2 separate regions of the Homo sapiens genome follow, and region 2 is linked to region 1. The links are chromatin loops, found by intact Hi-C in ENCODE. Cell type or tissue: HepG2. All regions are shown on one strand. Each heading gives the region's core, and the rest is flanking DNA. Links, peaks and the distances in the headings are about the cores only.

Evidence for each region. Hi-C counts contacts between places; a loop is a spot of excess contacts. Peaks named below come from ENCODE experiments on the same cell type or tissue, not always from the same donor. Only the 100,000 strongest peaks of a DNase experiment are listed, where the experiment ranks them.
Region 2: it touches region 1 in a loop (31-fold over the local background); 17 of 110 quality-filtered maps call a loop at or near these places.

What each region holds. Positions count from the first base shown.
Region 1 is chr21:28,511,364-28,521,268 of GRCh38, reverse strand. No RefSeq gene overlaps it. Among named protein-coding and RNA genes, the nearest start is that of LINC00161, 23 kb to the left of the region's middle. In HepG2, for the core only: a CTCF peak has its summit at 4,089 (motif pointing left); a DNase peak (open chromatin) is centred at 4,098.
Region 2 is chr21:28,331,716-28,341,620 of GRCh38, reverse strand. No RefSeq gene overlaps it. Among named protein-coding and RNA genes, the nearest start is that of LINC01695, 110 kb to the right of the region's middle. In HepG2, for the core only: CTCF peaks have their summits at 4,095 (motif pointing right) and 5,161 (motif pointing right); a DNase peak (open chromatin) is centred at 4,120.

The DNA.
Region 1 (9,905 bases), core at 926-8,925:
AGCCTGTCATTGACCAATCAGAATGAATGCTGGCTGCAACTCTGAAGTGGCTCTGAGACCCCCTCTACTAGTCTGTTCTCATGCTGCTGATAAAGACACACCCAAGACTGGGTAATTTATAAAGGAAAGAGGTTTAATTCTCACAGTTCTACATGACCGGGAAGGCCTCACAATCATGGCAGAAGTGAAGGAGGAGGAAAGTCATGTCTTACATGGTAGCAAGAAGAAGGGCTTGTGTAGTGGAACTCCCACTTATAAAATCATCAGATCTCATGAGACTTATTCACTACCACGAGAAGAGTATGGGGGAAACCACCCCCATGATTCAATTATCTCCACCTGGCCCCACCCTTCACACATGGGGATTATTACAGTTCAAGGTGAGATTTGGGTGGGGACACAGCCAAACCATATCACCCCCAAGTGGAATCTGGTATTTGTTTCTGGATCCTGGGGAGTCTGGATGCTCCTTCAGTGGTTACTTATCAGTCAGCATGGAAGTATGTCAATATTTTCACAACTGGTATGGCCCTACCTACCTGCACACTCTCACCCCTGTGCTGTCCGAGGTTGCAGTGCCTTCTCTAGCCTTGTCTCAGAATATATGATCCAGGACCAACAGCGGCAGCAGCCCTGAGAGCTTGTTAAAAATGCTAATTCCTGGATTCCACCCAGACCTTCTTAATCAGAATCTGCACTTCTGCAAGACCCCCAGGTGATTACTGTGTTCTTTACAATTTGAGAATCACTGGCATGCAAAACAGGTCTGGTTTATTTAAAATGCACAGGGCTGATTTGCTGATGTCTACAGGAGGGCAAATAGCTTGAGCCCAGGAGTTTGAGACCAGTCTGGGCAACGTGACAAACCCCCCTCTCTCCAAATATACTGGGTAAATCTGTGGTGGATGACTCTGTGGAAATGGTTTCAGAATCAACGCAGTATAGACCACTGCTTATTTTTACCTCCTTTCCCCCCAAACTCATTTAATCACAGGTCCTTTTGGAGGAAACATTGATCTAATTCAACCCATTCATTTTGCTAATGAGAAAACTGGAAATCAGAAGGTTGGGGTGATTCACCTAAAGTCAAATAGCTAGAGAGAAGCCAACCCAGGCCCAGAAATTAGCTGGGTATGGTGGCGCATGCCTGTGGTCCCAGCTACTTGGGAGGCTGAGGCAGGAGAATCACCTGAGCCCAGGGAGGTCAAGGCTGCAGTGAGCCATGATGGGGCCACTGCACTCCAGCCTGGGCAACAGAGTAAGACCCTGTTTCAAAAAAATAAATAAATAATAAAAAAATAAAGTGTAGTCTCTTTATGATGACTTGGCATAGAACCCTTTTATGATGGAATATATTGTGGGATGAGTGGTCAGTGAAATACATTTTGGAAAACATTGAACAAGATATCTGAAGTTCTCTCTAACTCTAAAATTCAATGATTCTGAGACAGTTAAATGTTCTCACATTTCTCATTTGTTCATAATATTCTTCAAATCAGTTCTACTATAAATTGGATTTACCATTGCCTTTGGGCACTCAAATGTCAATAAAGATTGGGGATATTTTTAGAACTTTGATTTTAATTTCTGAGATATTAAATTGATAAGGAAATGAAAATAATCTGGAACCCAGACAATATGTTTTGTAGGGGCCTAGAGTTTTTTAAAAAAATTATTTATATCTTATCATAGTTTATTTTTTACTGTAGTGAAATGCATATAACATAAAACTTACCATTTTAACCATGTTTAAATGTATAATTCAGTGACAATATGTACATTTACCATGGTGTGTGATAATCACTGGTCTCTATTTCCGGAGCTTTTTCATGATCACAACTGAAATTCTGTACGCATTAAACAATAAATCCCCATTCCCCCCACTTCAGCCTGTGGTAACCTCCATTCTACTTTCTGTCTTTGTGAATTTCACCATTCTAGGTACCTCATATGAATGAAGTTATACAATATTGTGTCTGCCATCTCATTTAGCATAATGCTTTCAAAGTTATCTATATTGTAACATGCATCAGGATTTCATTCTTGTACGTGGCTAGATAATACTTCATTTTATGTGTATACCGCGTGTTGTTTATTCATTCGTCTGTTGATAGATACTTGGGTTTCTAACTGGCTATTGTGAATAATACTGCTACAAACATTGGTCTGTTTGAGCCTCTGTTTTAATTCTTTGGGGTCTATGTCTAGTCATGGAATTGCTGGATCATGTGGTAATTCTATGTGGAGACTCTGAACTGTTTTCTATGGTGGCTGCAGCATGTTACATTCTCACCAACGATCCACAAGGATTACAATTTCACCACACCCTTACCATGAAAGTGTTTAAAGAAAACGTTTATTTGATCCATTCTTGCTTGAGATTTGTTTTTGCAAGTGTTCACTGAAAAGAAAAGGATCAGTAGATCTGGCTAAGTCCAATGACTCATTTCCCTATTGGATGGCAGGCTGGCAGAGCATCCCCTTCTTTGTTTTCTATGCTCTGGCTGCTTACTGTGCACCCTCAGCTGCGTCTCTGTTTCCCTGTGGTCTTGATTACCCAGGAAAGTTAGCTCTAAGGAGCAGATCCATATCTTCTAATAATTTGGAGGTTTCTAAGTGGGTTCTTGATCAGCTCCAGGCTCTATCCTCTCAAATTCAAAGTCTAGAAATTTGTTCTCCATAGCTAGCTTTGAAATCACGGCTGAGCCATTCAACCCTCATGGATTTCAGTCTTCTCAGTCATAAAATGATCTCAAAGTTTACTTCCTCTCAGGTGGAGCCTGCTACATAATTTGTGGGGGAAAATGCAAAATTAACACGCAGTGCCCTTTCTTCAAAAAGCAAATAAAGGAAGTGTGGTTAAAGGAACTTTGGGAGCTCATTATAAAGGCAAATGCTCATGTTTCCCTGCAGCCCTGCCTTCCCAAGGGGGTTTGACAGAATAGGTTTGGGGTGAGGCCAAGGGATTTGTATATTTAATAAGAATTCCAGGTGATTCTGATTCGAATGGTTGGCATAACAGTGGATTCACACTTAATTCAGCATAGGGTTTTGGAATTTATATTTTAGCAAAACTGGACCAAAACCTTAATATAAAGCCTTTTCATGTAAAAATATTTTATTTATAACATGCAATAAGGGCAATAGTAATAAATGAGTAAACATAAACTTATAAATGCAAACAGTAATATTTTTGGTGACAACAGAATATGTTATAAAACTTTATTGGTGGGATATAATGATTCATTGCATAATTTTTCTGGCTTGCTTATCTGGGAATTTATTTATTGGTACAACACAATTTATACTTTTAATGAATTTATTTTCTGATAAATTATTTCAAAATATAAATTTTAGTACATCTAGAGCTAAAGAATCTCGGGGAACGGTTTTTTCAAAAAGATTTAACTTTTCATACAAATCAGTTTTGTAGAAATATGAATTAAATGCACATTTATATAGTGGCATTTAATGTTTCCTCTGACATTTCTGTATTTTAGGGAGGTCATACAAGAAACTGAAAGTGGTTCATGATTTGTTTAGAATTGGATATATTTGTTTATACATTCTATCACTTTATCTTCAGTTACAAGTTAAATTAGATTTAAAATTTTCATTCTCACTAATAATTTATCTGAAGTATCACATGAAAAGAATGCTCTTTTCCATCAATTGCAACAATTTTTAGTTTCTTCTTCTAAGCCTATGGATATTTACTTTGCAATATTCTAGCAGATTTTAAACCAGAGATCCGAAACTCTGAAAAATCCTAATAGCTCCCTAATTTATTTTATTGCAGTGTCCATGTGCCTGCTTTTAAAGTGTAATCGCTTACTGATAAAATATACTGCCTGAGCACTGGAAGTTCCTGTCCCTGCTCGTAGGCCAGGGAGTGGGTATTTGCACAGATACTGCAGAAATTGGTTGCAGGATAGCCAGGCCAGCTGGTCTCTCATTCTGAGGGTCCTTTCCCCTTGGGAGATTCTCTTTTCCTGTAGGGCTGCAGCTGTTACTCTCACTACTACTGCTTTTGATACTGCCGCCATTGTCAGTGACAATCTGGGCCAGAGTCTTAGCTAGGCTGCCCCCTTGAGGCTGCAAGGTGCCCAAGACTGCCCCAGGTGTGTGCAGTGGTTGACCAGGCCAAATGCTCCCTGCTGCTGACTGCTAGCAGTAACAGGGCCTGAGTCCCTGCGTGCCCTGGCTGCTTTCCAGGGTATGTCCCCTGCTCACGTACATGTTTCATTGTCCCTGTGGACTAAATGTATGAAACACAGGCTCAAAGGTGAGATTCTTAAAATGTCAAGATGACTACAGCAAAGCATTAGACCAAGAGCCTGGCCCTTTCTGTAGTTGCCCTGTGCAACTACCCAAGTGTAACACCCAGGAAATTGGCCATGCTCTTAGGCATAATAGAAATTATGCTTCCAAATTGGATACATACCATTATTGACTCAGATTATATATATATATATATATATGTTTCATAAAGGAGCAGGCTGAGATTGAAGAATCTTGCTTCAATGTTTTCTCTCCTGCCCAAGCTTTTCTTTAGTAGCAGTTCTGACTACCTCCTCTTACCCTCCCCTCCAACTCACTCTTTCTTGTCTTCTCCATCTTAAAAGGATGGAGATTCATGAAGGAGAGAGAGAGAAGATGAAACAAGGCAAGTAAAGAATTGTGTACGCGTGTTCTTTCCTGGTGTTATGTTTCAGCTGATTTCAAACATTTTGTGTTTTCATTATCATTTTGCACTACCAGGAAAGAAGCGAATTTTTACTTATCTGTCTTCATCTGAACTCTATTTAGTTGCAACAAATTAAATATTTTCAGACTTGAATAAAACACAAATAACTGTTATCATCTTATAAATTCAAAAGTTTAGTTTTAACTTCTCGTTTAGTGTGTGATTTCCAGCCAGCTAAATGTTTGATTTTTCTGAGCTTTTGCTTTCTGTTGAAATGATTTATAACCTTAACAATTATTTTAGTGGGTTCTAGTGGCTAAAAAGAAAAAAAAAGAGGTTGAGGAATGAAACAGTGCTGTTTTTATAACAGAGTGACTTTTTTTTGAATACTTCAAGAACTTTGGATTTCACCAGAGTTTCCATTTCTTGTCAGATGTCTGAACACTAATGATTCTCAGCTTTAGGCAAGCCACAACTTAACTATGTTGCCATATTTATTTTAAATGGACTTTTCAGCTATGTATAATTATATGCTAATTTAAGAAATGATACTTGAAATTAATTTCTTTATTTGATTGTATGTATTCCTTTACATTTAATCAACTTTTTAAAATTGTCATTTGCTCCACACTCAAATGTATCAGTCAATTTAATATTCTATTTAATGGGGTTTTAGAACTAATATTTACCTTATTTGTGAAATTTCTTTAAAAAGATTCATCTTGGATGAATTACTTGGATTCATCTTGGATGAATTACTTGGATTCATCTGGATTCATCTGAGGCAAGTAGATAAGTGTACTTACATATTTTGGAATGGGAGTCAGAGAGATTGAAAATAGGTCTGTTGGACCACAGTATCTCATTGATGATGTTTATCTTTATAGTTCCAACTCTGAGCGACAAAACACCTTATCATATTTATTAAATAAAATTTGATGTCCCTTTGATTTAATATTGGGGATGCTTTAAATTTGATACTGAAGGATTTGGCCTAACAGGCAGTTCCAGACTTCCTAGGCAAATGGGCTGGCAAAGTTTTTAGAACATTTTCTGAGACTTAGCATTGTGTTCAGAGCATGCCCAGCGTGTTTCCAGAAAGGCAAAGATACAGAGCTTTGAGGAAATTATCTGGGTAATCATGGCAAAACAACAACAAGAACATTGATATTGAAGAAAAGAAAAGGATAAGGTCTGAGTTAACTAGACTATATGTAATCTAATTAATTAAGTGATACATGTTTCTATTCTTAATAATTATAATAAATTACTTTGATAATCAATTCTTTATGCACATTTTATTTACTCATAGCTGTATATAAAGATCTTAGCATCATGGATCCTATCAGTTTGGCTAAACTGAAATTATACAAAACATCTATTTCTCCATTGTGTGCAGACACAGAACTAGTCCCAGGGAAAGTAATGCCATTAGATAACTCCTTAACCTTGTCTTTGTGCCTCTCCTACCTGTCTCTCTTCCAGCCTGTTGCATATTTGCTTGGTTGGATGTATTTCCTGGTATGCTCACTCCTGACACTTCTGCCTTTTACTTTCTCCAAATTGTAGAGATGACAAAGGTATAAGAATCTTGCCTCTGTGAGAGGATCTTATAGCTTTATGAAGCCGATGCTTAAGGTACATTAGACACTTATGAAGAGAATATTGAAAATAACAATACAATAAAAACAATAACAATTATACTCTATATGTTTCAAATACTAGATTCTTGACTCTGGAAGGGATTTTACAGATCATATAGCTCAGTTGCCAGTTTGAGATATGAACTATCCCCTCAGCATTAGTATAATAATGTCTTCTACTTCCGTTGGAGCATTTCTAGTGTGGCAAAGCTCATAGCTTCTAAAAACTCTATTAGAAACGTATTTTCTTTTATTGAGCCCAAATCTATTTTTCTGTTACTTCTATCTATTGGTGTGTGCGTGTGTGTGTGTGCGTGTGTGTATGTGTGTTTTGCAGGTCATTTTGAATAGTTCTAATCCCTTCCATGGTTCAGCCTTTGAAGTATCTTAAGACATCTATCCTATTTCATGTGAGTCTTCTTTTCTCCAGGCTAAATATTTTCAAATTACCTCAACTCTTCATCATATTGCACTGATATGGCTCATAGTTTTAATACTTTCACATACATCATTTCAATTTATTTTCCAGTTAAATTTGAAAAGTAGGTAAGGATTTGTAAAACTCTACATTTACAATGAGAAAGCTGAGTTGCAAAGACTTTGTTTGGAAGAGAAGTGAATCGATACCCATCTGCTTTTTGTGTTACAATTTTTCATTGCCATCTTTTTTATTAATCATTTTAGAAAAGGAGCAGTTTTATTTTTGGCATAATTTGAGGTCAGATGATTACATTAAACTTTTAATTTTCAGGTGTCTTAATGTTTAATCAAGTATTTAAATTTCAGGAGTTCCTGGGTATTAAGCAGGTGAATCTTAAAACAAGGATGTGAGGCAAGCCATCAGTTTTAGTTATCCAGTGATCTTTAAGAAACATATTTAAGCTACATATTTATACTTCTAGAAAATTTTCTAGACTCAAGTTAAAAATATCTACATATAACATTTCCTCAAATGAAATGGCCTCTCTTTGCTGTATTTTTATAGAGCCCTGATTTGCACTGCCTCATTTTCTTTGCATTGAGAGTTCTAGAAAGTTTACTAGTGAGCTCAGAAGTTTCCAGTCACTTATACATGATGGAATAGAGAAATAATACAGTTGGTCTCTTTTTAAGTAGAAGGTGTACTTTCTCATGGGAAAATTGCTTCTACCTGAGAGGTACAATTTCATTTTGTAAACTCTACCTTCTAAATGTTACTTTTCATGCTGTAATGAATTCAAGAGGAAACTCTACCCTTTCCTCTAAATGACTTATGATGTAATGCCTTTACAGATTAAAAGCACAATTTGACTAATGGGCTTCATTCTTACTTGTAAGGTTTTATACATTTCATCACGTTCACCCTATTGGACACACCACACACTACATAACTTGTTCTAAAAATAGACTGTATGAAAAGGGTTGATTCAAGGATCAGAGGTGTCTTATTCTAATCAAGTTCTTAGCTTGGAATTTAACCAGTAACAATGCTAAACTACAATGTTATACAGATACTGTTATGGTTAGGTAGAGTGTAAAAAATGCAAACCATTGACAGTATTATGAAATTGCTTTAAGTGAATATTATCTCTATAAACTGGTAGGTTGGAAGCAGTAAAACCATAAACCTGGTGGCAAAAAAAGCCCACTTGCAAAAATGCCTATTTTCTGATATATTATTTTGATTTTTAAATGACTAAAAGTTCATATTTGTTTTTGATAATAAAAAATCTATTTAGATAGCTAGTCATATCTTTTCAATTAATTGATCCTTAAAATTCCTGGATAAGAAAGAAAATAAAAAATAAAAATAAAAGGCAAATAAGGATGGGAAGAAGGAGACAAGAAGACACATTAAAGTTTTAGGAGAAAATGATGCAATAGGAACACATTCTGATTGTAATAAAGGTATTTAATATTAATTTTTTCAGCCTAATAACTACTCATGACTTTAGGAAAAACAAAGAAGCAAGCAATCATTTGAATAAAATTAATTAAGGTGTGAATTTCCCTAGGCCCATTTAGATTTTTAAGTAGCATATCCTGTTTTTGCATTCACTTGTTAAACATATTTATTGAACAGGCATAAAATATTGCATATTTAGAAATTTCAGATGCCTGTTCCATTTTGCTCAATTTACGGACGAATTTCTTCAATTTAGACAGATGAGGTTCTGTTACTTCAGAAACACCTGAGCAAAGGTGTCCAGTTGACTTTGGGGGAGCAAAGGGAGAAGTCCAGTCTGAGGTAGTCATGGAACAAGATGAGATCACCTAAATAGCAAAAGATACAGTTTTATAAAATCTCAAAGGGCTTTTACAGAAATGAAAATTTGTACCTTAAAAATATGTTCATAGGAGAAAAACTGTATATTTAGGATTTTTTTTTTTTTTTTTTTTTTGCCAAGCTTCTGGAGCTTAAGGGAAGCCAGAGCTATAGCTATAATGATTTCGCTTCTGTACTGAGACAGATGTTTACAGAATACTGTCTACCTTCCACATTCCTGGCTGCTCCTCTTTTTCTCTATTCCTTCTAGCCAGCTTACTGAGAATTTTATTTAGCTAGTTCATTTTTCTAATTATTATATTTAGCATAATTAACATATACTTAAGTTTCCACAAACAGGCAGCAGTTAAAGCATGAGAATAATATCCAGTTAATAAGATGCAAAATTAATAGTATTTTGTCTGAGAAATTTCCTAGTCTTAGCCAATATGAAGCAGTTGCTATTTATATTGAATGGATTTTTTAAAAAATCAGAATTAAAAGAGATTATGACCTAGATGTTCCTGTACAAGGACAAGTGGGTAGGGATGTTCCTGCTTCCCTTTAATACATTTGGAAAACTATTTCTATTTATCAGAAAGAATATGGAAATTTCCATAAAGGGATGATAGTTTCAGGATATTAATTGCTTATTAATAGACCAATCCCAGTTGAAACAATAGAAAACTCCAGGAAACTTGATTTATGAAAAGGGAAAACCCCACCTGTCCCCTCCCGTTTTTATGGGTCCTTGGGAAGGGTGTGGACAGGAAGAGGAATAACAGGTATTCACTGTATTTACTAGAATGGAATATTAAATTGAACACGCTGTTCACATCTAAGCATGAGTGGTAATGATTCCATTATACATTGACTTTTAGAGGAAGAGATAAAGGAAGCTGCCCAGTCAGTACTTGGATTCTAAGGCAAACAATTTCCCATTCCAACATACAGACTTTCTGTACAAGATGAGGCTTATTTCAGAGAGCATTTCACAGTATTAAAAATACACAAAATGCAAAGGAGGTCATACCAGGAATATGACAAGAGAAACTGGTGTCTACACAAAGGAAAATGACATCCTAAGTATCTAACTTCCATTTGTGCCTCTTGCAATATTGCTCTATTATATACCAAACAGAGCAATAAACAAACATTGAGATGTGGTCTTCCACTTCAATTATTATATAAAATAAGACATTCATAAAACTAATTCTTGTCAACCAAAAGGCAATTTGAACTACTAAGCTACCAGGCTGCAATGTAAGGTACCCATTATATTCTGGAATCAACAAATCTGCATGTTAGTATGAGGACTGTCATTTATTAA
Region 2 (9,905 bases), core at 523-8,522, 180 kb after region 1:
GGTCAGATTTTCAGAAATTTGAATTAATTTCAAAAACGCTGGCCGTGCGCGGTGACTCATGACTGTAATCCCAGCACTTTGGGAGGCCAAGGCGGGTGGATCACGAGGTCAGGAGGTCAAAACCATCCTGGCTAACATGGTAAAACCCCATCTCTACAAAAAAATACAAAAAATTAGCTGAGAGTGGTGGCAGGCGCCTGCAGTCCCAGCTACTCAGGAGGCTGAGGCAGGAGAATGGCATGAACCTGGGAGGCGGAGTTTGCAGTGAGTTGAGATTGCGCCACTACACTCCAGTCTGGGTGATAGAGTGAGACTCCGTCTCAAAAAAAAAAAAAAAAAAAGTTGCTTCGTAACCATCAAGTTTTCTACTATTATAGATATTATAGATTTTAGTAATTTATGTGATTTTTCTTTCTTATTACTGTATTGTATTATTGTAAAAAATGATTTGTCTACATGAGAAACTTTCTATTTGGCAGTTCTAAAGGAGTTCCTGAAATTTCTCAAACTCTATCCTTGAAATTTACTCAGGAAAACGCTTAATTCAAATGTGAACAAGACAAAGGATGGTTGTAGAACTATGAAAATATCTCCATGGATATTAAACCAATTGAATATGTTTGTGGGGTTGGATTATATGACAGTGAAAAATATGGATTGAAATATAGATAGGTACCTCCCCCCTTCTAATGCTCTTCAAAACACACTTAGGTTCCTTACTTTATCTATAGACAAGTGGCTGATGATGGGCATTTAGCTGATTATGTCAAGGAAATCAACTATCCTGCTTCCTGGGGCTTCCTTTCAAAAATTCCTAAAGCATGCAAATACTCCACCGCACTGCCAAAGTACATACATACTCTCACACAGAATTAAACGTATGGATGGTAAATACTAATAAATCTGTTTTGCAAGATATATTCTGACAAATGACAATAAGAAAATTTCAACTTTGTCGAAGCTTTTGAATTGTAGTCATATACAAGGGTAGAAATGCTTGCCTTGCTTTTTATTTAAATTCTTCTTTAAAAATACACTAGTTTAAGAGAGAAATGATTTTTAAAAATTATTTTATTGGAATAGAGAGTGTTTTCTTCAGTATTTTTTGAAAGAAATCGATATTGGCTTTTGACGTTACCACAGTCAGAAATATATTGAGATCAATCTGAAAGAGCCAAATCCATGACAGCTTTAAAGAATGAAGATGATTTGAAGTCATAAAATGTGATTTTGGGGTAAATAAGTAACAACAAAAGAAATTTTTTAAAAAAATACAGAGTGCTTAGAAAATATTTATGTGCATTTCACTAATTTGGAATGAATATGAAACATAGTTAAACAGAAACTACTCCTTATTTCAACTTTAAAAATTTAGGAAAAATTCCAATTTTACCAGTCATGCTTGTAGTTCCGCATTTTAAGTGACACAAATATCCCACGGGACAGGCTTGTTTTACATATTAACTTTATTGATTTCAGCTTAGGAATAAAAGCCACTACGATCTTCATGAAAAATTAATGACTCCCCTAGGAGAAATGTTGCAGAAAACACTGGAACTAGCATTTTTATCTAGAAGGCAGGCTTAAGACACCTCCACCCAGGGTGGGGTCAAAGGTTATTTCAATTTCTCCAAGGTGCTTTGGATGAGAAGGGAGCTTATCTTGAGTGGGAAAGTAACTGAGCTGCCTAGACTTGATCCTGGCCACAGGATAACACTGGGAGTGGAGGAATGGGTACTCTCGTTGTAACACTTTGTGGTGTTGGTCAATGTACCCCGGTCAAGCCCTTGGAAAAACATTCCAAAAGTTTTCAAGAGAGGAAGCTAGAAATGTCGTTGAGAAGTTCATCATTTTTTGTAATGGGTTGGTGTTCAGGGTGCTGATACTAGGGAGGTACTGGTATTAAGAAGGGATCCTCGCCCCTTAGGGCTAAAGAAGTGCCAGCAGGGACTGGAAGCTCATTGGGAAGCATTTTAGTGGAAGATAGTAACAGGTCAACATCAGAGGTCACTACAAGCACAGAACAAGTTTCAAGTCAAAGTCCAGCCAATGTCAGTGAGAGAAGGGGGAATGCTGCAGCTATAGAATCGGGTAAACACAAAGAGAAGTGGGGAGACCAGCTGCCACTGGAGTGAAAGAGCAGGAAAGATTGCCAAAGAGAACATCTATGCTCTCAGTCAGGTGTGGCCAGAGACACAAGGGGCACATAAAACTGGCCGGAAGCCCCTCACATGTCCTTATGAGGTCTTTTCTGGTTCTGTGTTTTTGTTGTTGTTTTTTTTTTCCTGTGGTCATTTCTAAGCAAATTTTGAGGAAGATATAGCAAAATTGAGTTTCCACTGTCCAAAATGAAAGATTTTTATGCCTGTGTTCTTTTGTAATGTGATTACTGATTTTTCCGCTTCTGCGCTTTGTTTTAATTGGTCAAGAAGCATGGAGTGGAAGGAAACATGGCTCTCCAAACTTCTATCAGTTCCTGCAGCTCTTCCTCTGGGATAGGCATATCAGATGGGCAAACCCAGAACAATGCAGTATGCTAACAATAGTTCTGCCAATTCAGAGAGGTAGGCTGCCCTCGGGTAAGAGAGTCTAAAAATGGGTATAGGGCACTGACTTCAGATATGCTTGTTAATAGAAGAATCTGAGTGGCTCAGAAACAGATCCTGGAAACGTGCATGATTTGTTTTAACTGAGGGTCCTGTTAGAAGTATATCTTAGGAGTCTTAGGAAATCCTGTCATGTTTAGGAAGCCAGCTGTATGATCAAAGACTCAAACAACGTGAGTTGATCCAGATAATATGAGTAATGCTTGTCAGTTGGAGAATTTGAATTAAACTCATCTGTCTCCAACCCCCAACCCCCCCAACCAGATAAAAATATAATATGAAGAAAATTTCTCCTGAAAAGGTAACTTTATTGGTGCTTATTTTTATACTACTTATTTCTGCTTTTTTTTTTTTTACTGAAGTGCTATATCATGAGATCAAATTCTTCCTCTCTCAAAGAGCAGTTTTCAATCTATCAAAAGCAGTATTAAGTGATGCTCTCCCCACAAAGTCACCAGATCAGTGTCCCTGCTATTCAAAATCAGCTTCAAGACCAGCTTCCAAATCCTCTTTTAACCAAAGGGTTACTTTGAATTCCCTCTAAACTAGAAATTATTTGTTAGCTAGAAATACCCTCATAATATCTGCGAATGCCTCTACAACTAAGAATTTTGTAGTCACACTAGTGAGAAAGAAAATTAATAGTTCTTCTTTCCATTGAGCTCCAAAATATACTTATTACTCAAAAGCAGTTGCCAGCTCTCTCCAATCATCTTCCCATGCAGTTGGGAAGTTGATAATATTCAAAAGTTCATGCTGGACTGGCTGGTTAGCATTGGAACTTTTGTGTTTTCTTTCTGATGTCTGTAACTAATCCTCCATTTCTTAAATTTCTGGATTATTTTAGAATTACAATCACTTTTTATACATAAGTGTTCAAAAAGCAATTTTAGTTCTTAAATTGTATGTGAAATCAACACAGACAGTTTGGCCAGATAACTAAAAATCACAATGCTGAAAAATTATTCTGATTTTGTGTAATACATCACAGCATTTTCCTTTTATGTTTGTGCTTTAAAATTTTTTTTTCAAGTTGAAATGCCTAAACTTTAGAAAGTTTTGAAGTTTGGCACATGTTGGGTGGAATACTCAGAAACTTGGAGAAATTCACCTTAAGAATCCAAGATTTAAAAACTAATTGCAACATCTCAATGAATTAGTGATATTTCCTTGCCTTCGGTTGCAGAAAAATTATTATCTAGGTGTCCTTTCTTATGAGATTCCTGCCAATTCTAATTCCTGCTCTAAGTATGAGTTGTTTAAGACTAAAACTATTAAGGAGAAATCTTTAATCATGAGCAGCCCTATAATTTATTAAAACTCTTTTAGACAATAATTCTAATAATGCTTTAAGGGACCTATAGCTTGAAGTTCATTGTTTTTCCATGTTTTGTTCATGTAAGTCCCTGCAGAATCCTACAGGTTGAATTTAGAATGTTTCTTTATTGATCACTCCAACTAGCACACTTAATGGAAACTGAAAGAGATACTCACTAGACACAAGATGGCAGTAACATGCCACCTAAATTTTATGATTTACTCATAGGGAATAGAGTTGTGTAATTCAAATCAGAGACTTTTTATGGTAATTTTTATCCTTTTGGGAAGGTGGGGACATAGATGCCTTTGAGAATCTGATTAAAATGATGGTCTCTCTCTTCACTCCAACCACTAAGTATATAAATTTCTGATGAAGCCTTTTCGTAGACTTAAAAAGTTTAGTCCTGTGAAGACTAACGTATATTTTTCTCTTGAAAATAAATCCACAAAGGGAACAGATGATACAAAGAGTTCAGTAATCCAAGTTACAAGAGAAGGACAGACTCAGAAGTTGAGGCTTTTGATGGCATTTCATCTTCTGCCTTTCTAGGGAAGAATGATAAATTGCAAAACTTTAAACAATGTATTGTGTATTCCTAGCACTTTCCGTTATAAGAAAGAGACACATCAATAGGTTAATGATTATTTCCTTATTAGCGGTAGGTCCTTTTCTGTTTAATTTCTAATCTTCTGATTAAAAGTTGTATTTTACCAAAAGTTTGAAAGTTTTCTTCTATTAATTATCTGACTTCAAAAAACCACAAGCAACTTTTCTTACCTCTTAAAAGTTGTATGTTTTTAAACATTGTAAGCTTATTTTGTGTTGTTCTTATTATTGTTTTGAAACAGTATAATATAACCTGTATAGCTGAGTATCAACTAGCATTTCAGTAATTCTGATGTACACATATATCCTAAATTTGAAATATATATATATATATATATATATATATATAAATAAAATTTAAACAGAGTGACATATGGTTGCAATTAAAGTTTTGTTGTTTGGCTTTACAAACCTTAGTAGAAATCCTGAGGAATGAGTCCTAACTCTGGCACAGGTACAGCTTAAGTAACCAGCTTCCATGATCAGTACATGCAAACTTGGAAGAAAATAAACAGGGGGACGGGCACAGCTGATTATCATTCTAGAATTCTGATTCAGAGTTACAGCTTTCAAGTTTGATAAGAAAGTACTGGCGATTTCCCGGAAGCAAGCAGCTATCCTGGTTTTACAGAACACAAGGTGGCAGAATTGCTCCTTTTAAATCACTGATCTTTAACTAACTTAAAATTTAGAAACATTTCTAAACAGCAACACATAGTAAGAGGAATGGTTGAAACACTAAATTCCCACAAACATTAAGGTGATATTATGCATAATGAAACAAAATATATATTGTGAAAAGCTCATTATGCTAGCTTTTTGGAACTCTCATAAAGATAAGTGAAAATATTGATTGACTTCATTAAAAATGTCTTTAGTAAGTTACTAGAGCATCATTTAGTGAATTCTTTCTATAATCTGAGTTACTTTTACATTTTAACAAGTTGCAATAGTGGTTTTAATATTTGAATTTAGAAAGGATACACTCAACAGATATCATTTTAATATATTGTTTCAGGTGAAATTTCAGCCATTGTTTCAGTGAAATATATGTTGACACCAGATTTTCTCATCTAAAAAATTAAATTTTATTTATCACACAAATATGTTAAAACATCATACCGTTATGGAAGAGACAGCAACAAAATATGATGTGAAGATCACATGCCTTCGAAAGGCTAGTATTTAAGAATTATTATAACTATAATAAAATTATTCTAGTAGACATAATGCAAGAATTATTTTATTGAATTTATCTGAAAGTACTAAATCAATTATTAGATATTTATTAGACACTGCCACCTTCAAAATATTTAAACATTTTTATATTGTAGCAGAGATTGTTGGAAGCTTTAGGATTAACAGAACTCCAAAAAATTGGCCAATGATTGAACAACTATAGACAGCCCCCATTTTAATTAATAGTGAGTGTTTATAAAAAGGCAATTAGAGGTATAATGTCTGGAAGTAGAACAATAGACTTAGAGACTATCAGGAGAGTTAAATTTCTGATATCTGAAAAATGCTAATCCTTCCTTAATTTGGGAGTGAAAGGAGGTAGTGTCCTTCAGGACTGGACCATCCATTGGGTGAATGAGAGCCCCTGGACGTACCAGGAATCAGCTTCAGTGGAGGGGATCAATACTCACATACCAATTACTGATTACTGGGGAATCCAGTGGGGCATTTGTTCTTTCTCAGTCAGCAGCTGCTCCCTTGAGCTCCAACCTCTCCAATGGGCAGAGGTAGTGATGCAGGCAGCTCCCAATCTCTTAACTTCATCATCAGGTTACCTAATTTACACAGAGCAGGGATAACAGAGCATGTGTTTCTACCTCCCCCTTGCAGCCTGGTCAATGAGTTTTGGGCCTGTTTTGGCCACCTTACATGAAGAGGGGATTATTTTGGACAATTCCTTTGCTGCTTAACATTATGGCAATTCTACCCCTATCCCAGAGGAAACAGGTGGAGGGGGCTTTGAAGTAGGAAAGAGGACAGCAGCTCCTAGTGTCCCACAGGAGCAAGGGAATTTCAGGTGCCTTGGTGGGTCCTTTATAGACCAGGTGGAGAAAAAGGTCCTTTTACTTGACATTGATCTTTGTTCACAAATACTATCAAATGATCTGGTGTAGGGGCAGTTCCACTCCCCTCTCCCAGCCCCTCATCCTCAGCCACATGACAAATTTGTTCAAATTTGTTAATAATCAGATAGTGTCTTAAAAAAATAAAACTATATGTACTTTGAAAGGTAGATTTAGATTTGCCAATGCACAATTTATATTTAAAAACAAAGTCAGATTATCTGAAGGCTAGATTTAGAGTGGTCAATATATGATAACTGTATATGGACTGTCATATATAGAAAAGTGACAGATGATTTTTTTTCTCTCTTTTGAGACAAGGTCTTGCTCTGTTGCTCAGGCTGGAGTGCAGTGGTGCTATGACAGCTCACTGGAGCCTCAACGTGGGCATAAGTGATCCTCCCACCTCAGCCTTCTGAGTCACTGGAACCACAGGTGCACGGCACCATGCCTGACTGATTTTTAAATTGTTTAAGAGAGAAGATGGGGACTCCCTATGTTGCCCAGTCTAGTCTCAAACTCCTGGGCTCAAGGGACCCTCCAGTCTTGGCCTCCCAAAGTTCTGGGATTATAGGTGTGAGCCACCATACAAGGCTCTTTTATATATATGTATATATATAAAAATGTGTATATATATATATATAAATGTACATATATATATGTATATGTATTTATATAGAACAGTGTCCCATTTGGCCACTTTGGTGTGGGAGATATAAAGGACATGTGTGAGGGGAAAGGCAGTTCAATTTATTGAGGACATACCATGTTCTATGTGATGTGTTAATTTTTGTATTCCTTTACGTTGGAGTAGCTTCACATAATAACTCTATAAGGCAGAAACGCCATCATGAAGCCCAAAAGGTTTAGTCTCTATAAGTAGGACTTCGTCATCTGCTTACTGACTTTTGTCTCTTTTTTCTATATTCAGAAACATTTAAACAACATTTATTGCAAGACTATTCTGTGGTGACTAATACTGATTGCATAAAAATCATGATCTCGTTCATGTGTGGGTTTTACACAAAGGAATATGTCTTCATTAGCAGAATTTCTCATCAGTGGTTGATGGGAAAATGATTTAGGATGAAAAAAGACAGAGTTGGCCAGGATAACACTAACATTACTGCTAACTCTCCAGGCGTGAGTAAGAGTATCATGTCCTCACATTAAGTTTTCTAGCACAATCTCTAACATCCTACAGATCAATAATTAATATGACACAATTTTACTTATGCTAATAGCCTGTCAATCTAATTTGAAAGATAAGTGAGCCTTATTTATTTTTTCTCTTTGAGATAGTATGCATTCCTCAGTCTTTGGACTATGACGAAGTATTTGAAGAATCTTCTTGCATCCTAATTGTGCAACTCAAAAATTCTCAGCTTCTCATTGTATCCATGAGTAAATGTGTGTACAGTTGGTGTACAAACACCCCTAACAGTTTATTAGAGCACAGAAACTTAAGAGATGAAAGAAACAGAATTTTATGTTTTATGGATGTTTTATTTTGATTTATATTACCAAAAAGTCTCAAGATATAGAAAGGTACTTTTGAAATTTAATCCGGTTCAAAACTATAACATCTCTGTTCAAGACTAAACATCTCCATAAATTATGTTTGTTAGATTTTATAGTTCTAAGGGAGAAAAACAGTTACCAAAGATGCTTAGCAAACACTATTTAAATCATTTAGATATAACTTCTTCCTTGGTATATTGCCAGAGTTTTCCTCCAAAACAAGTGTGTATTTCAAAATAAAAGAGAATTACATTATAAATTATGAATAAAAATGAAAACATTTGAAGAAAATGTCCTGAGGCCTAGACTCAAATATACTAATTAGTGTTTTACCAGCTCAATATGTTTTGCCAAAAGCAATCTTCTGCTTGATTTTAGTGTTGTTTTTCAGTGAAGATCAGTTTTTGGATATCTTTCATGCAGGACTACAAGGCAAAACAAGAAAAACAAAATAGAATAAAGAGTTATTTGTGTTTGACATGACAATGCACAAGACTATTGTTTCATCTCAAAGCAGACAGTATACATGGCTTTTTGTACAATTCTAAATGGAGAAGATCATGCATGTTTATTTCTGCTTGAATTTTTATCAAAACCGTTTTCATAATCCCACCATGGCAACTGAATTCAACAGTTTCTTCTAGAAACAACAGTCTTTCCCCTTTCTACCTAGCTTATCTCATTCAGAATACTAGTATGTATTTATGAATATGAAAAAAGTAACCAAATGCAATCAAGATAAGTTATGGGCAAGAAGTACAGAAAGAAAAAAGAAAGTTCAAAAAATGTTGTGAAGGTGATTAAAGAGAGAATGCCTTTGTTTTGCTGTAATACATGTTTAAGTATTTAGGAGATATGGAAGTACGATATCTGCATTTAATCCCAAAGATTTAGATTTCTGTGTCTATATTATTTTATATGTGTAAAGAGAGAGGGAAGGGAGAAGAGGAATAGAAATAGAGTATGTGTGAGAAATTTTGGCAAAATGTTGATAGTTGTTGAATATAGCTATGAGTGTGAGTTTTATGTAACTATTTAAAAACCTTCCTGTGAGTTTAAAATTTATTTTAAAATAAAATGTCAAACAATGCATAAAAATGGTGGCATGAAGGAAAATCAGTAATATTTGAGTAGGAAACATAAATTATTTAGTATTTAGATGCTTTTGACATTCTGTTTCTTCAGGGGTGCTAGTTGATGATTTAGAACTCTTTTTTCTTTTGTCGGGGAAAATCTGATATCAAATACAATAAACAACAATTATAAAACAAATAAACATGAAGCTAATATGATTGAACTAGAAACACGAGGCATTTAGCTTCTCTTCACCTCTTCTTTAACCCCACCATTGGTCTCTGCCTTAGTCAGCTTGGCTGGCATAACAAAATACTGTAGACTAGATGGCTTAAACAACAAAAAAGTATTTTTTCATTGTTCTGGAGGCTAGAAGGCCCACATCAAGGTTCTGGCTGATTTAGTTTCTGGTGAGGCTCTCTTTCTGGTTTGTAGATGGCCCCTTCTTGCTGTGCCCTCACATGGCTTTTCCTTGGTACATGGAGAGCTCCCTAGCATATCTTCTCATAAGGAAGTCAGCCATATTGGATTAGGGACCCACCCTTATGACCACATTTGACCCTAAATATTTCTTTAGAGACTCCATCTCTAAATACAGCCATACTAGGGATTAGAGCTTCAACACACGAATTTGGGGGGCACACAGTCATTCACTTCATAAGATTCTCTGACTCAAGTTCAGAGAAATAACAGGTT